2 separate regions of the Mus musculus genome follow, and region 2 is linked to region 1. A link is a loop called in an ENCODE intact Hi-C map of the cell type or tissue named here. Cell type or tissue: left cerebral cortex. All regions are shown on one strand. Links, peaks and the distances in the headings refer to the core of each region. The heading gives the core; the rest is flanking DNA. Region 1 holds the start of Jade3 (jade family PHD finger 3). Region 2 holds the start of Uxt (ubiquitously expressed prefoldin like chaperone).

Region 1 (8,334 bases), core at 214-8,213:
ACAAAACTACCAACCCACAAACAAAAAACAACAAAGGCAAATTACCTTGGATAGTCAAAACAATCTGTAAAAAGAATAAAGCAAGGGACTGATCCCACACTTACTCTATAGCTATCACAATTAAGATTAGTATTCACAGGAGAGATGTAGATAAATAGAATACAAAAGAGCCAAAATGGCCCCATACACGTGGCCAAATTGATTTTGAGATACACAAGCCATTTAATGAAGCAAAGACAGTCATTTTATTTCAGTCATCAAGTATTCATAGGCAAAAATAAGAATTTCTATCTTAGGTCCAAGTTTATAACAAAAATAATTCAAAGTAAACCACCGACTTAAAAAATAAAAACTAGGGCTGGTGAGATGGCTCAGTGGGTAAGAGCACCTGACTGCTCTTCCGAAGGTCCAGAGTTCAAATCCCAGCAACCACATGGTGGCTCACAACCATCCGTAACAAGATCTGACTCCCTCTTCTGGTGTGTCTGAAGACAGCTACAGTGTACTTACATATAATAATAAATAAATCTTTAAAAATAAATAAATAAATAAATAAATAAATAAATAAAAACTATAACACTTTTTAGAGGAAACATGAGAGAGGGCATGTGAAACCAGGTGAAGATGTTTTAGATATGACACCAAAAGCACTACACATAAATGCAAAATTGGATAAACTGGATCTCTGCAAAAATGTCTTGTCAAATAAATGAAAAGATAGCTGTGTATGGGAAATCCATTTTCTGATTATTTACATACTGAGGACTTGTTTATTATAATCTTCAAATTTAATAGTAAGAAATAATCCAATTAGAAAATGTCCAAAAAACATGAGCAGACATATCACCAAAAAGGTGCCCGTACATGTGTGTGTGTGTGTCTGTGTGTGTGTGTGTCTGTCTGTGTCTGCGTGTGACCTATGTGGACAGTTTTCAAGACTCATTTCTTTCTTTCCAAACTTAAGGGACCAAAATCAAGTCATCAGGCTTGGTTGCTAGTGCTTTTACCTACTGAGCTATCTCCATGGCCTAGGAGGCAAAGTTTGTTGTAAACAGCCCAAATATCCTTCAATGGACAAACTCTTAAAATGTGAATGTTAATAAAGGGTACCAGGGGGAATCTTTGAGCTGTTGTGTTGGTCATAGGAAACTCACAGGTGATACAATTGTGTAGAACTTATATATTCAGACTCAGAAATGGATGCTTGTGAAGTTGATGAAATTTGAATGAGCTTTTCAGATTGGACAAGTGCCACTATCTTGGTTTTGATATAGTTATATAAGGTTACTATTGGGAGAAAACTTGAGAAGTACTTAGAAAGATGCATGGGACCCCTTTGAATTTTTATGACTGTGGAATTTTTATTATTTTTTTTATTGTTTTATTTTTTGGTTTTCTGAGATAGGGTTTCTCTGTGTAGCCCTGGCTGTCCTGGAACTCACTCTGTAGACCAGGCTGGCCTCGAACTCAGAAATCTGCCTGCCTCTGCCTCCCAAGTGCTGGGATTAAAGGCGTGTGCCACCACTGCCCACATGAATTTTTATTTTTAAATAATTCAACTGTAACAGTAATTGTGGACTAAATATTTTACCACTCATAGACTTACATAAAATAAAGTAGAATCATATCTACAATATGAAAAACAGACAAAATACAAGAGCTCACATTTCTGTTTAAACCTAGAAATATAAGTGAAAATAACTATATTAATTCATCATAATTGTGAATGATGCATTTTCAATTCTAGCAAGGTAAATTAAAAAAAGTTGTTTTCAAGCATCTGTATTTCAAAGGTCCAGGAACCAGTAGTAAATTATGTACACTTGTTTTATATATTACTACTATACATCATGTCTCCCTTATTTATTTGACGCTATTGTCTTCCATAATTGTGACAATGGCTAAGCAAAACAAAAAGTTGCAGGGCAGATGACCAGGGAGCTGGAACGCAGGGGCATAGAATAGACCAAAGCAGGCATTCATGGTGAACTTTTTCTTGTTTGTTTGTGTTTCTCTGTATAACCCTGGCTGTAGTGGAACTCGCTCTGTACACCAGTTTTACATTCTCTATCCAACCCTCTCTGTCTGTCTCAGCCCTAGTTTAAAGTTTTTTTTCCAAATAATTCTGATAGGCCTACCTAAACTATCCAAGACGGCGACCCCTACTTTTAAGTCAACCGATCTTTAATTATAGTACCAAAATATCTCCCCAGGAACACCTGGACGAGGGTTTGAATAACTGGGAGCTGTAGGCTAAGTCGACATCAGAAAAAAAGAAAAAGAAATCAAGAAGTCCCACCCCATCATAAAGCATTTTTGCTCACAACTGGATTAATGTGTTGTCAATTGCCTCCTGGCTTTTATTATTTATCCATGCTTCAAGTCTAAACGTCAGAAATAATGGTCGTCTTAGAGTTTAGGGACGAATTGCACTCGTAGAACTTTACAATCGAGTCAGGAGGGTGGGAAAGCTCAGGCTGGACTTTGCCGGAGCAGGAGCCAGTGCACCTCGCTGGCCCAAGCGCCTAGCAGGGCTGGGACGCCTCAGGGCAGCAGCGCGCGCAGCAGGAGGGGAGGAGAACCCACCTGAAGCGCCGCGCCGCGCGTGCGGGAGCTTGAGGTGGGTGGAGCCTCGAAGCCGGTGGCGCTCGTGACGGCGCCCAGCCCGCCAGAAGATCGCGCGGCGAGCAGACGGCGGGGAGTCAGCCGGGTAGGGCGAGCGCAGCCGGCGGGGGTGGGGGGAGGTGGGGGGGGGTGGGGCGGGGAGTTGCAGTGATGAGGAAGGAAAGGGAAGAGGCGGAGCGTGGGAGCGCACAGTGTCAGGAATACAATAGTGCTCCGCGCCGCCTCGGCTGCCGCCGCCGCCCAGCAGCCTGTCCAGAGCTGAGGCCTGAAGGGCCAGGCGGCCAGGGCCGGGGGCGGGAGCAGAGCGCTAGGGGGCGGCCCCCTCGGCTCCTCGGAAGGCCCGGCCAGGAGGGCGGGGTGAGATTAGGGGGCAGGTGCGAGGGAGGGAAGAGAAGAAAGCAGGCGGCTAGGGGGCGGTTACCACCCTAGCCAGACTCGCCCGGCACGTTGAGGGGGCCCTCAGTGTGCGGCGAGGAAGGAGCGGAGCGAGACGCTGCGCCGGAGGTAGGCGCTCTCGAGGGTGGCCTCGGCACCAGCGAGGTTGTGGGCGTAGTGCGGGTTTAGTGGCGGGAGTGGCGGCCTCGAGGAGTGGGACGCGAGCGGCGTGGAGCTTGGGGTCCCGGCCTTGCCACCCTCGGGGTCGCTCCAGCTCCACGTAGCGGTTGCCCCGGGGTCCCCCCGAGAGCCCCGGAACACAGAGCGTGTGTGGGCTGAGGTAAAGTGCCCAGTCGCCCCGCTGCTGGTGGCGCGCTGTGCCCGGTGGCCCGGGCGGGGGGTTGGGGGGGGGCGCGCGGACACGGACACACGAGCTGGGCTACAGCCTCCCGGACACCTCCGGAGGCGTTGAGCGCCATAACTGTGGCGGCCGTTCCCTTCGGAGTCCCCTCCGGGTGCCCCTTTCCGTGCTTGTCCTGTGCTATCAGGGACTCTTGGGGCCAGACCTCGGGGCTAGAGGGCATGCTCTTTCTGCTGCCTGTGGCTGCCGGGTCCGAGCAGCGAGAGGGCGCACCCTGGCTGTTTGAGCCTTGCGGAGCGGGAAGATACTGAGGGTCCGGAGAGGGCAAGACGGGCAGTGTGGGGAGCAACCAGGCACTCTGAGAGCTGAAATGCCAACCTAGTGGGAGTGCGGGTGCCCTTCCGTCCTCGAACTTTCCTTTCTCCAGTCATTGTTAGGACGCAGTGAGTGTTCGAAGCCCGCAATCGCCCTGAGGTCTAGGGGTGGGAAAATCGCCAGGGATATGCCAATTAAGGGGAGATTTTTCTGCCACCGGGCATAGTTGTTAACTTTTCTCCAGCTCCTCTGAGGGAGCCACATCGATTTTATTTTATTTTATTTTTTTAATCCTCCCAGCCTTTTCCTCCTGCTTTTCGGAGCAGAGTTTTGGTGGAATTGGGCTTTAAATTACACAGGGCAAACAGCGTTCATTATTTGTAAGGAAGAAAGTGGGGTGGGAAGAAAGTGTGGGGGGGGGGGACTCTTTAGTGAGTGTCCTTAATGGTGGCATGTGAAGATACACTTAAGAGTTTATCTCTTTGCAGCCCTAGGACATACGTACCTTGTAGGGCTTTCACAAGAAACTTGTTTGACCACTCCACTGGCGTTGAGTCACAAGGAAAGATGTGCACAAGGGTCGACCAACCCCGCCTTGTGAGATGCACTTAACTGTAAGGCTGAGGATGAGAACCTCACCCTCCACCCGCCACAGTTTGATTGTATAAGAAATAAAAACCATGGTGACAGAGATTTCAGTGTCCTAGAGGAAAAGGTGACCTCATTCCCTGCGTTCAGTCAGATAAAGATAACTGCTCCTCTCAAAACTCTGAAAAGTAATGAAAAACAAAATAGGTAGAAACTGGTTGCACAACCTCGTTGCCTAGTGCACCTAACCAGAATCTTCTTTCCCAGAGTGCTTCTCTTAAATACCTTGCCTGCAGCCATTTCTCCTCAGCCTGGAGGGTGGAGAGTGGGGGTGGAGAGCAGAGCACAGCAGAGTCCACTTGAACAAAGCATTGTATTTTACTTAGTTTAATATTTCTATAACATCTGTAATGGTAGGAATATAGAGCCTAGCCTTTGTACCCTTTAAATAGTGTGGCTCTTACATATTATCTGATGATTCTGGATAAGTAAAAATAGATTTTTTTCTTTTTTTGTTTAACCTTAAGAGTGTTCTACTTCCATAACTAACATTTTCTTTTTTTATTTTAGATGAGCTCTGACTTCAAATACTTGAGTTATTAGAGGATAAACTCTCCCGTCAAGGATTACAGAAGTTGGGAGGGGGATGCTGTTCATATTCAATTGAAGAGTGCCCAATTCATATTAAGCTCTCGACATTAGTTACCATCATTGTCACCTTTCTTTCACATGTGTTCTGTACACCTCTGTTCACTAGAGAAGAGCTCTTATTCCAATACTGTTGCTTTAAAATACTTTAAAATACAATATTATTCCTCACAATTTTTTCAGTTAGCAACTAATACAGGTTACAGTGTTCTAACTCCAGGATCCACACTCTTTCTTCTTTTCTGAATCAAGCCATGGCACTGGGATATGAATCTTGGTCATGGGCAGTTCAAAAGGAAGTACCCAGGAATGACTTGGAGGCTGTTTTCAGGACACACAAGCTTTTGGAACATTTGCGAACCACTTTCTGGCCTGTAGAGGAGATTCTCAGTATCATCACACCTAATAATGCAGGGGCAGTTATCATACCCGAGTGATAAGAGTTAGTAAAAGCTAAAGTACAAGGATGTTGAAGACTTATAGATTTTGTATGGCCATCTCCTTTTTATACTGCTTATTTTATCCCTTTCTTATGTTCTACCAACCATAACAAATGTTCTCTAAGCGATACAAAGCCATCTCCTGTTTTTTTTTTTAACTTTGAAGTTTAGCTGAAACTAATCATATTTTTGAGGGTGTTGAGGGAATCAGGAACTATCAGGTGTTTATGGAAACGTGACATTAGAGAGCTCTTAGAAGCTTTGATCATGGATGCAGAGAGGAAGGCTAAAAATGAGGTTGAATATTATCATGGGACATAATGTATGTACCTCTTCATGGAGCTTAGAAAAAACAGGAGCTGAAGAAAATAGAATATGCTGATTTATATTAAGATAATTTCTTATTAGGGGATAATTTACTGTGATTTTTTTTTTTTTTTTTGAGACCGGGTTTCTCTGTATAGCCCTGGCTGTCCTGGAATTCACTTTGTAGACCAGGCTGGCCTCGAACTCAGAAATCCGCCTGCCTCTGCCTCCCGAGTGCTGGGATTAAAGACGTGTGCCACCACGCCCGGCTTAATTTACTGTGATCTTTACTTGCCTCATTTTTCTAAATGAGAGGTGGGTGTCCAGTGATACCCATCTGGCTGTATCCTAGCCATAATTTTTGGTGTTGAAAATTGAACCCAGAGCTTTGCCTATGCTAAGCAAGCATTCTACCACTGAGCTACCTACCCCTTATCCCAATACCTTTATAAAGTGGGGACGTGTAGCTGATTTACAAATTTGTATTGTTCTAGTTTACTGTAGCTAAGAAAATTAAAGCATTTTCAGGTTTGTGGGGTGGGGTTGGATGGTTAGAAGTAATGAATAAAAGGGTGCTAGCAGGTGATCATTACAGATAATTTACTATTGTTTTAAGTTTTCTGTTTTGTGACTCCCCGTGCTCCATTTTTGTCCTTTCTGTAGGTCTTTCCATAGACAACAGAAGCAAGGCTCCTATAATCAAAAGTGCCTCTTTGCTGAGTCATTGGGAAAAACTTGTCTGATCCAATCTGCTAGACTTGGAAAAGGGGAGGTAAGAACTCCAAAGTGCTGTTTTTCTGAACATGAGGACATGCGTGTTCTTGTGGGTACCTAGGAGTCCTGATTTGCCCTGAAGAAAAAGGATCTGGCAAGAAGAAGGTATAGGGGCTGGAGAGATGGCTCAGTGGGTAAGAGCATTGGTTGCTCTTCCAGAGGTTCTGAGTTCAATTCCCAGCACTCACATGGTGGCTCACAACATCTGTAGTGAGATCTGATTCCCTCTTGTATGCTTGAAGGCAGAACACTCATATATGTAATAAATAAATAAATAAATAAATAAATAAATAAAATAAATCTGAAAAAACACAATATAATTAAAAAATATATTTCTGGGGGCTGGAGAAATGGCTCAGTGGTTAAAAGCACCAACTGCTCTTCCAGAGGTCCTGAGTTCAATTCCCAGCAACCACATGGTGGCTCACAACCATCTGTAATGAAATCTGATGCCCTCTTCTGGTGTGCATGAAGATAGAGACCGTGTACTCATATACATTAAATAAAAATAAATTTAAAAATATATATATATATTTCTAAGGAGAAAAAGAAGTTATATTGGGACTTTGGCAAATAGGAGACATCTATGATATCATGAGTGCTCTTCAAGCTACAAACAATTTTTCTGCTCCAACTCAGAAGCTGTGGCTATGCCCCACTACCCAAAGAGAACATTTTCCTCTAATACCTGTTGATAAGCAAAGACACCAAAGCCAGTGTAGGTTTTTTGTTGTTGTTTTGAGACAGGTTTTTTTTCTATTTTTATTATTATTATTTTGGTTTTTCGAGACAGGGTTTCTCTGTATAGCTCTAGCTATCCTGGAACTCACTTTGTAGACCAGGCTGGCCTCAAACTCAGAAATCTGCCTGTCTCTGCCTCCCAAGTGCTGGGATTAAAGGCGTGTGCCACTGCGCCCGGCTGGTGTGTGTGTGTAGCCCAGACTGGCTTTCCAACTCATGATCCTCCTGCATCAGCCTCTTGAGCACTGGGATTGTAAAGAGTGGGCATTGCTTGGCCAGAATGTTGTTTTTGGACTAGCTAACAAGAGAATGTGATATCAGCTTGGCTGGTACACTGGACCCTCTGTTGAAATCTTCTAAGAAAATTGCTGCTATTATTCTTTTCTAGATTTTGAAACTTAATTTTGATAAAGTATTATAATTTTTAAAAATGTTGCAAGATTGGTATAAAAGCGTACTGTATTCCCTTTATCCAAGGTTACCAGTTATCAGCAGTTTGTGTTCATTTGCTCTTTCTTTCTTTTTTTTTACAAATCATTTGAGCATAAACAGTGAGAGGGTGGTATTTGTCAAGGCTATTCTGTTGTGAAGAGTATCTCAGATGCAACCACTGGTGTAGCAGAACATTGGTGGAGGGACAGGACCCCAGAGGTAAAGACCCCGTGTAGCTACCAAGCATATGTTTGTAAATCTAGTAGAATCTTTGATGTTAGGTAAAAAAGTCATGACCAAATGTAAAAGTATTTAAGACGTACCCTTTCCCTTTCACTGTTCTCATCATGTTTTCTTTCCTCTGTCAATTTTTTTTTTGAGACAGGGTTTCTCTGTGTAGCCCTGGCTGTCCTGGAACTCATTCTGTAGACCATGCTGGCCTCGAACTCAGAAATCCACCTGCCTCTGCCTCCTGAGTGCTGGGATTAAAGGCGTGTGCCTCTACGCCTGGCTTTCCTCTATCAAAATTTTTTTTTGTTCTTTCTTTTTTTCCTTTTTTTCTTTTTTTCTTTTTTTCTTTTTTGTTTTTTGGTTTTTTTGTTTTTCTTTTTCCTCTGTCAAATTTTAATACTATGAAACCCCTCAGTTCTGTGGCCATTAATATAGCCGCTATTTAATTCATTCAGCAAACATACTGAGTGCTTTCTGTTTGCTAGGGGTATAAAAGGT
Region 2 (8,334 bases), core at 204-8,203, 540 kb after region 1:
GTGATACTTATTATCTGACTGTAAAAGACAATGAGCGTGAGAAAGAAAGGCATTTCACAGTACAATTTAACAGGTACTAAGATGGTAGATAGAGAAAAAATTAGAAGATGGCTGGTATGATAGCTCAGTGGGTGCTTGTCACATGAGCCTGGGGATCTGAGTTCCATTCATGGAGTCCCTGGAAGGATAGCATCAACTCTACAAAACTATGCTCTGATCTACACATGGATGCTATAGCACATATGTCCACAGACATGCACATATACACACTAATGGTCATTTTTTTAAGTAGAAGGGGGTGCAATTCAAGAACACTAGGAGTTGCAATTTTGAAGTTAGATCACAGAAGAACTTGTTCAGGGAGCTTGTTATTTATGCAAGACAATCAAGTATTGAGAAAAGAAACCACATGGAGAAAGTGCTGCAGAGCAGACAGACACCAGTAGCTACTGAATGCTCCCAAAGGTGGGAAATGCTTAAAGCATGTGTTAGGGCTAGGGAGGTGGCTCAGTGGACAAGAACATTTGCTGCTCAAGCATAAGAATGGGAATTGGATCCCTAGTACCAATGGAAAAACTCACACACCTCTGACCCCGGCATGGGTGCTTGCTGAAGCCAAAAAATGGCAAGCTTTAGGTTTGGTGGAGACCCTATTTCAAGAGAAATAAATAAAGCAGACAGCAATAGAGGAAGGCATTGTCTCTGCATGTGTGGGTACAGGCACATGAAGTTCAGAGAGGGGAGAGACCAACAAATGAGCAGGAAAATGAGCAGATAGTTAAGTGAGAAGCAGCTTCTTAGACTGTTAACTGATTCTTAGGTTGAAATCTCACGGATGTGGTCACAGATGTATGTACATGAGATTTCAACATAGTTCTAGAAATGTAAGCTTCTAAGACTCTTCTGTTGTTTACTGCTATATTCTCAACATTAACCACAGAACCTGGTATACATAAGATACTCAATAAATGTATGAAGGAATAATATAAAAAGTACTTATTGAGTGTTTAGTATGACACCCTGGCTGAACTTTGCATCCTCAGTTTTCTTAGTCTGAGCCCCGAAGAGGAAGGTAGTATGTTTTTCTAAGTACCATCCCAGGTAGCCACAGGGAAAAGGGTAGAGTATTAAAATTTGTGATGTCTATTTATTATTTTTTCTGTTTGTTTTATACACAGAGATTTGTTTTATCACCCAGAGTTGCTTCAAATTCATGATCCTCCTGCTTGATTCTCTAGAATCCTGGGATTACAGGTGTGAACTACCATATCTGGCTTTTATATATTTTGTGTATGTGTTTGTGTGATGTGTGATATGGATAGAACCTAGGGCTTCACACATGCTAAGCAAATGTTCTTACCACTTCCCTGTACCCTTAGCCAATGTAGTGGCTTTAGATACTATCCTCTTGGAATGCACTCACTCTGTGAGGAGAGAACTCTTTCGGTCAATGAACTTGAGTGCTTCAGCCAGTGTCAGTTCCAGGAAAAAACCATATCCCAGGGCCACATAGATGCGTGAAGTATCTGGGCTGAGGAAAGAGGTCAGAGGAAGTGGAAGAAGTCTTTATTACTATTTAGCACACTGTATGGTTTAAGGTGTTTCCTATTCCTTCCTGTTTCTCAAAATGAAGGCTCTGTAAAGGCAGATACTTTGTGTTCATTTTGGCCACACCCACAACATGTTGCTCATATCCTAATGAAATATAAAAGCTACTAGAGCCTTGTATATAGAAAATACTAAGAAATACTTGTTCCATGAAAAAAGGGAGAAACTCAGGAGGGGAGAGAATATACTCACACCACTGTGTCAACGAAGAAGTTACAGCCCAAATCCACCTGCATATATAACTCCGAGTGATTAGTTTCCTATAGGGCCAGGAGAAAAGAGGTAGGTGTCAGCGGGCAATTTTAAAGGCAGATAAGGTTTTGTTCTTGGGGTTTCTTCCCGCCTCCCTTCTTTGTACACATACACAAAGTGGTACCCAATTTAAAAACCTTTACCTGGAGTCGCTCAATGACATTTCTTAGTTGAAGATATACGGACAGCTGCTCATATACCTTGTCTCGATGATCCAGCACCTTTCTGATATGTAGAAATACAACAGTGAACATTAGGCAGCCTTATTCCTCTTGAGATGCCAGGCATTTTAAGTCAGGTTGTGGTTGACATGGATGTAATTCATGGGCTGAGGCAGGAGGATTCTGAGCTCAAGACCAGCTTGTGCTACATCGTGAGATCCCGTGCTCCCCTCCTCCAAAACACACACAATGGGGTATAGACAGAGACACAGCAGGCATTTCAATAAATACAGGTCAGACTGTAGTTCAGCCTGACCTCTACCTCTTACTAGGAATGTGACTATGGAAAGTAGAAAACCTACCTAGGATTAAGTTTCTTCACATAGAAAACAGAGATGGCCGTAGTAGCACATAAGAGTCATTAGAATCGAGTGTTTACTACAAAGTGTTTTAAATGCTAGCCAAATGGTAAGCATTATATACTTGTTACCTATTATAATTATAAATATTACATTTTATTCAGTGACTTATGCCAATTAAAATGTCCCATCTTCACCCTAAATGTACCTCTCCATCTCTTTTAGCATGCTCACACAGTCCTAGTTCTAAATACCTAACTTTCTATTCAGATTAGTAATGACAGCAATAGCAATCATCCAGTTGTTGAGTCTTTAGTGTATTTCAGGCACTGGGGTCAAATTCCTTTCCTAAAACAACTATTTAGGTTATTTGTTTTATTACCCAAGACAATATCTGAGTTTCTCAGGCTAAGTATTGAATTTGTAAACACACCAAACAATTCTTTCCTCTCAGCCTCAATATAATAATAGTGGGGTTTATCTGCATTTTTAAAATGTGTTCTTACTTGCATTTATGTGTTTATTTTGTGTACATGTATGGGTGCCATGATACATACCTGGAGGTCAGAGGTCAGGTTTTTGGGAGTCTTTCTTTCTTCCACCATGTGGGTCCCAGAGATCTAACTTAGGGCATGGGGTTGGAGGCAAGCCATCTTGCTGGCCCTAGTTTGCTTGTTTTGAGACATAATCTCAAAGCCCAGGCTATACACAACCTCGAATGTAGGTGAAGATCACCTTCAACTCTGGGTCATCCTGCTCCTGACACTATCCCAAGTACAGCAATTGCAGGCCTGTGTCACCACACTGGATTTTTTTTAAAATAGAATATTGTTCTATTTTCAAGGCTGGCTTGTAATCCTGGCTAAACAAGTGAATTTTCCCATCTCTCCACTAGAAGTGGCACACACCATGGAGCTTGAGCCTGGCTTTATTCTATTTTTTTCTCCCTTTGAGAAAGTTAGTCTGTAGCCCAGACTGGTTCTCAGCTTTACAAAGATCCTCCTGCTTCTGGCTCCCAAGTGCCGGAGTTGACACATTTAAAACTCAAACACCACGTTAAGAAGGCCTAATAAACTTTTCCATTTCACAGATGAATAAAGTTCACAAAGGTGAAGTAAGGTACAACTTGTTCATAAATATTGGTTAAATGGCCTAGTCAGAAACACCCTGTGTTCGGAATGACTATTTTAAACCAACAAACAAGGTCAGAGCTCTGCTAAAGGGACAAGTTCCAACCACATCTCAGCCCAGAAGTCAACCCTATTCCCAGAAGTCTGGGCGGCCAATCCGAAAGTTTGGTCGGCATTCTGTCCCACCCACCACGTGAAATTTCTCAAACGTCACGCCTCCCACGTTGTCACTCACTGCAAGTCTCGCTGCAGTACGTCACTGATAAAGGTCTCGTACCGCAGCACTTTCTCCCCCACCGTATCCAAGGCCCGCCGTTTCGGGGGCGTCGCCATGACGGGCACCTGGGGGAGTAAAGGGGGGGGCACGTTGAGCGCTCTATTTAAACTTCACAAAATTCTCTCCAGCCACTCAACGTTGGGGATGACTTCTTTCGGCTCGAGCTACGGAGTTGCTTCTGCCCAACCCGATTTTGGAACTCGTTCACTCACCGGTACAGGAGTACGGCGTTTACCGTAGGGCCACCGGCAATAACTGTTAGTATGAGCCGCGGCTTCCGGGTGGCGCGGATGGATGATGTAATTTCCAGCAAGGGAGCCAACCAAATCGATGGGAGGGGCGGTCCGGCGTGTGGGAAGATGCACTTAGGGGAAGGGCTGCAGGCGGGGCCTGAGTGAATCCTTGGAGGTAGCAGGATCCTATGGATCTAGATGGGCCTGGCACGCCGCGGTCTGCCAGCAGGCGGATCGTCGCGAGCTGGCGGGAGACTGGTTTGGGTGACGTTCAATGAGATTTGGCGGGTTCTGAGGGAGGGTGGACTTACAGGAAGGTAGGGAGAGGGAGTTAAGTGTTTATAATTAGTAATTTGAAGTGTGTGTGTGTGTGCGCGCGCGCGTTGGTACTGAACTTATAGGCAGTTGTGAGCTACCATGATGTGGGTGCTGATAATGGAGTTTACATTCTCTGCAAGTTTTATGTGTTTTTAACTGATGAGCCATTTCTGTATTCCCCCCTCCTTACTCTTACATTTGTTTTCCTATTTTATGTGTTTTGTCTGCATGTTTATGGACTACATGCGTGCATTGCCCACAAAGGCCAGAAGAAGTTGTGGGATTCCCTGGAACTGGAGCAACCAACAGTTTGTGTGCACCATGTGGGTAATGGGAATCGAACCTGGGTCCTCTATAAGACTGGCCAGTGCTCTTAACTACTGAGGTATCTATATAGTCCCTATTTTTTTCTTTTAGAAACATTTCTATTCTTTGAGAGTTTCATAGATGTATGCAATATATTTTCATCATCTCCACTCCCTTTTCCCTCCAACTCCTCCTAGACTCCTCCTACCACATTTTCCTCCAATTTCATATTCTCTTTAAAACAAACAAACCAAATCAAAACCAAAAGAACTCACTGAGACCACTTAAGCATTTAATAATTTTAAAAGCACAAGAGTGCCTATAGACCAGCAAGGATTATGGTACTAATCTATAAGGAAGGCAGTATATCCTGTGGGGATCTGTTTGAAAAAAATATATGTTGCACACATTGTTTGGTTTTCACCCTCCATAAAGGGAATGAATAAGAGCACATAAAAATGTTTAAATGGAGACAAATTTTAAGAAATTTATCTTGAATGAATTTCTGCTTGGTGGCATGCAGTCCATGATGAGGGCTACAGAGAAACCTTGTCCCCCAAACCAAAACCAAAATTTGATGTTACATGTATTTAAAAGTAAATTTGATGTGCTTAAAGCAGATATTAGGAAGCTATATAATATTAGTTAATCTTTATTTGCTAAGGAGAACAGTTTAGATAGACTAGAGTTGGGTCTGTTAAGTTTATTAACATATTTCATGTAATTTTTCTTTAATTTAAAAGATACTTTTAGGTTATCCAAATGGCTCACTGGTTAAACGGTGCTAACCAGTCTGACAGCCTGAGTTCACTCTGCACGGCGGCTTGTAGGTTACTGCTGTTCCTGACATAGAGATAGCAAACTTCTTTTTTACAATGGGAGGTAGTTACTAAAGAAGATTCATAACTGGTTCAACTGCAAGGAATGTGTCTGTTGCTGTGGTAGAGCTGCTCAAGGTGGTAGAAAGTAATAATCACCTATATTATTCTAAGTCTTAGAGAATAGAAGGCAAAGTGGGAAGAATGTGAAAGCTGCAGGAAGGGAGCATTGTCTCACGATTTACACTGTTGGGCATGACCATTGCTATTTTGAATAAGAGCAGATGTGATCACTATTCATCAAACATTTACCCCTTCCATACATAGTTCTGAGCATTTTACATATATCAACTCATTGTGTTCCTCTGAGGTGTCTGACTGTGTAGCACAGTTACACATAGTCTGGACTGCTTTCCCCATGTCCAGACTAGAAAGAAATATAACCAGGGTTTCATTTTCACACTTCAATCTTGGTCCATCTAGAGTATGGATATATGTAATAAGGTATGGGCCCAATTTAATATTTATCTACAGCTTTATTTTTCAGTTAGAGTCTTGTCATATAGCCAGGCTGGCATTGAATTCACTGTCTAGTCCATGCTGGCCTTGAACTTAAAATCTTTTACCCTAGCCTTTCAACTTCTGGCATTGCAGATGTAAGGCACCAAGTCAAACTTAATCTGTTTGCAAACGTCTGTGTTTAACGGGTAGAATGATGTCTAGATATATAGCCACAGAATATGTTTGAAAAAATTTTACATATATAATTAAGGATCTTGAGGTGGGGGGTCATTCTGAGTTAAACAAATGGCCCCAAACCAATGAGAATTTTTTTTTTTTTTTGGTTTTTCGAGACAGGGTTTCTCTGTGTAGTCCTGGCTGTCCTGGAACTCACTTTGTAGACCAGGCTGGCCTTGAACTTAGAAATCCGCCTGCCTCTGCCTCCCAAGGGCTGGGATTAAAGGCATGTGCCACCACTGCCCAGCGAGAAATATTCTTATAAAACAAAGAGAAAGACATAGGAGATGGTGTGAAAACTGAAAACTGGCAGACATTAGGGTCATTGTTATTATTTATATACGAGATGTCTTCTCTAAAGGCTCATATGCGTTATGGTTGATCCATCGCAGGTGACAATATTGAGAAGTGATTGATCATGATGACTTCTTCAATGGATTAATTCATTGATAAGTTTATAGCTGAATTGCTCATAAGAAATGGAGCCTACTTGGATGAAGTAACACCCCAAGGGCATGTGTGTGTGTGTGTGTTTATAAACAAACACACACACACACACACACACACACACACACACATATATTCCTATATCCATTTTTTTCTGTTTTTTGGCTGCCATGAGATAAGTGGCTTTTCTCCATGATGTCCTTCTGCCATTACTTTCTGCCCTGCTAAGAGGCCTAAAAGGGGGGAAAAAAAAAGACCCCAACCAAGCTGATCTTGGAAATGCGATATCTGAAATTTTTTTTTTTTTTTTTGGTTTTCTGAGACAGGATTTCTCTGTATAGCCCTGGCTGTCCTGGAACTCAACTTTGTAGACCAGGCTGGCCTCGAACTCACAAATCTGTCTGCCTCAGTCTCCCGAGTCTAGGATTAAAGGTGTACGCCACCACACCCGGCTAGGATGTCTAAAACTTTGTGATCATAAAAAAGTCCTTCCTCATTTGTTCTTTTGTTAAGTCTAGTCACAGCGATGAAAATGATACTAGCATGGTAATATGTTTATAAATTAAAGGGTTGAGGCCATAACTTAGTGGTAGAATGTTTACCTAGCTTGCATGATGCCCTGGACTTGATTTTTGGAACTTCAAAAATACAAACTGAGGCATATCAATGATTGCTGCTGTCCTTAGAGAAGGTAGGAAAGAGGCATAGAATAGATTTTGAGTAGAAAGGGAATAGAATACATTTTCTTCAAAAAGGCTTGGCTCTATGATCTCATGAGTTTGGACTTACAGTCTCCAGAACTATAACAGAATAGAATTTATTGGTTTAAACCAGCCAGTCTGTGGTAACTTTTTACTGCTCTCTTAGGAAATGAGCATATTTATTTGAAAATTCACCTTTGTCCATCATGATTTGAGATGGCATTTTAGTTAGACACAGACTTCTTTACTGACATTTTACACGGTTTCAATGGCTTATATATTCATGGGTCATGAGTGCATGGTCTTACTGTTTTGGTTGGTTTTGTTTTTGAAATATAGTATTGCTATTTAGTATATATAGGCTATTTTTGAACTTAATATGTAGTTGAGGTTTTGAACTAGCTACCCTCCTTTGCCTTTTTAAAAAAAAAATTTTGTTTTGTTTTGTTTTCCTTTTTTATTAGATATTCATTCACATTTCAAATGCTATCCCCTTTAATTGTTTAGTCCCCTGTACCCTTCCCCCTCCCCCTGCTCCCCAACCCACTCACTCCCAGCTTCCTGGCCCTGGCATTCCCTTAACTGTGGCATATAATATTTGCAAGACCAAGGGCCTCTCCTCCCATTGATAGCCGACTAGGTCATCCTCTGCTACATATGCAGCTAGAGACACGAGCTCTGGGGGTACTGGTTAGTTCACATTGTTGTTCCTTCTATGGGTTGCAGACCCCTTTAGCTCCTTAGGTACTTTCTCTAACTCCTTCATTGGGGACCCTGTGTTCCATCCAATAGATGACTGTGAGCATCCACTTCTGTGTTTGCCAGGCACTGGCATAGTCTCACAAGCGACAGCTATATCAGGGTCCTGTCAGCAAAATCTTGCTGGCATCTGCAATAGTGTCTGGGTTTGGTGGTTGTTCATGGGATGGATTCCCATGGGGGCAGTCTCTGGATGGTCCTTCCTTCCATCTCAGCTCCAAACTTTG

Evidence for each region. Hi-C counts contacts between places; a loop is a spot of excess contacts. Peaks named below come from ENCODE experiments on the same cell type or tissue, not always from the same donor. Only the 100,000 strongest peaks of a DNase experiment are listed, where the experiment ranks them.
Region 2: it touches region 1 in a loop (5-fold over the local background); 1 of 42 quality-filtered maps calls a loop at or near these places.

Annotation. Positions count from the first base shown.
Region 1 is chrX:20,422,702-20,431,035 of GRCm38, forward strand. It overlaps Jade3 (jade family PHD finger 3), which reads left to right and starts at 2,987. Exons shown (of 13, transcript NM_199317.2): 1 at 2,987-3,129; 2 at 6,322-6,430. In left cerebral cortex, for the core only: a CTCF peak has its summit at 3,630; DNase peaks (open chromatin) are centred at 2,643, 2,814, 3,037, 3,626 and 1 more place; H3K4me3 peaks cover 1,889 bases; H3K27ac peaks cover 594 bases.
Region 2 is chrX:20,957,935-20,966,268 of GRCm38, forward strand. It overlaps Uxt (ubiquitously expressed prefoldin like chaperone), which reads right to left and starts at 4,044. Exons shown (of 7, transcript NM_013840.3): 1 at 4,000-4,044; 2 at 3,746-3,852; 3 at 2,004-2,085; 4 at 1,801-1,868; 5 at 1,424-1,531. The coding sequence starts at 3,843. A230072C01Rik (RIKEN cDNA A230072C01 gene) reads left to right here and starts at 3,742. Exons shown (of 6, transcript NR_027445.1): 1 at 3,742-3,778; 2 at 3,916-4,044; 3 at 4,603-4,723. In left cerebral cortex, for the core only: a CTCF peak has its summit at 4,235; DNase peaks (open chromatin) are centred at 3,732 and 4,125; H3K4me3 peaks cover 1,554 bases; H3K27ac peaks cover 385 bases.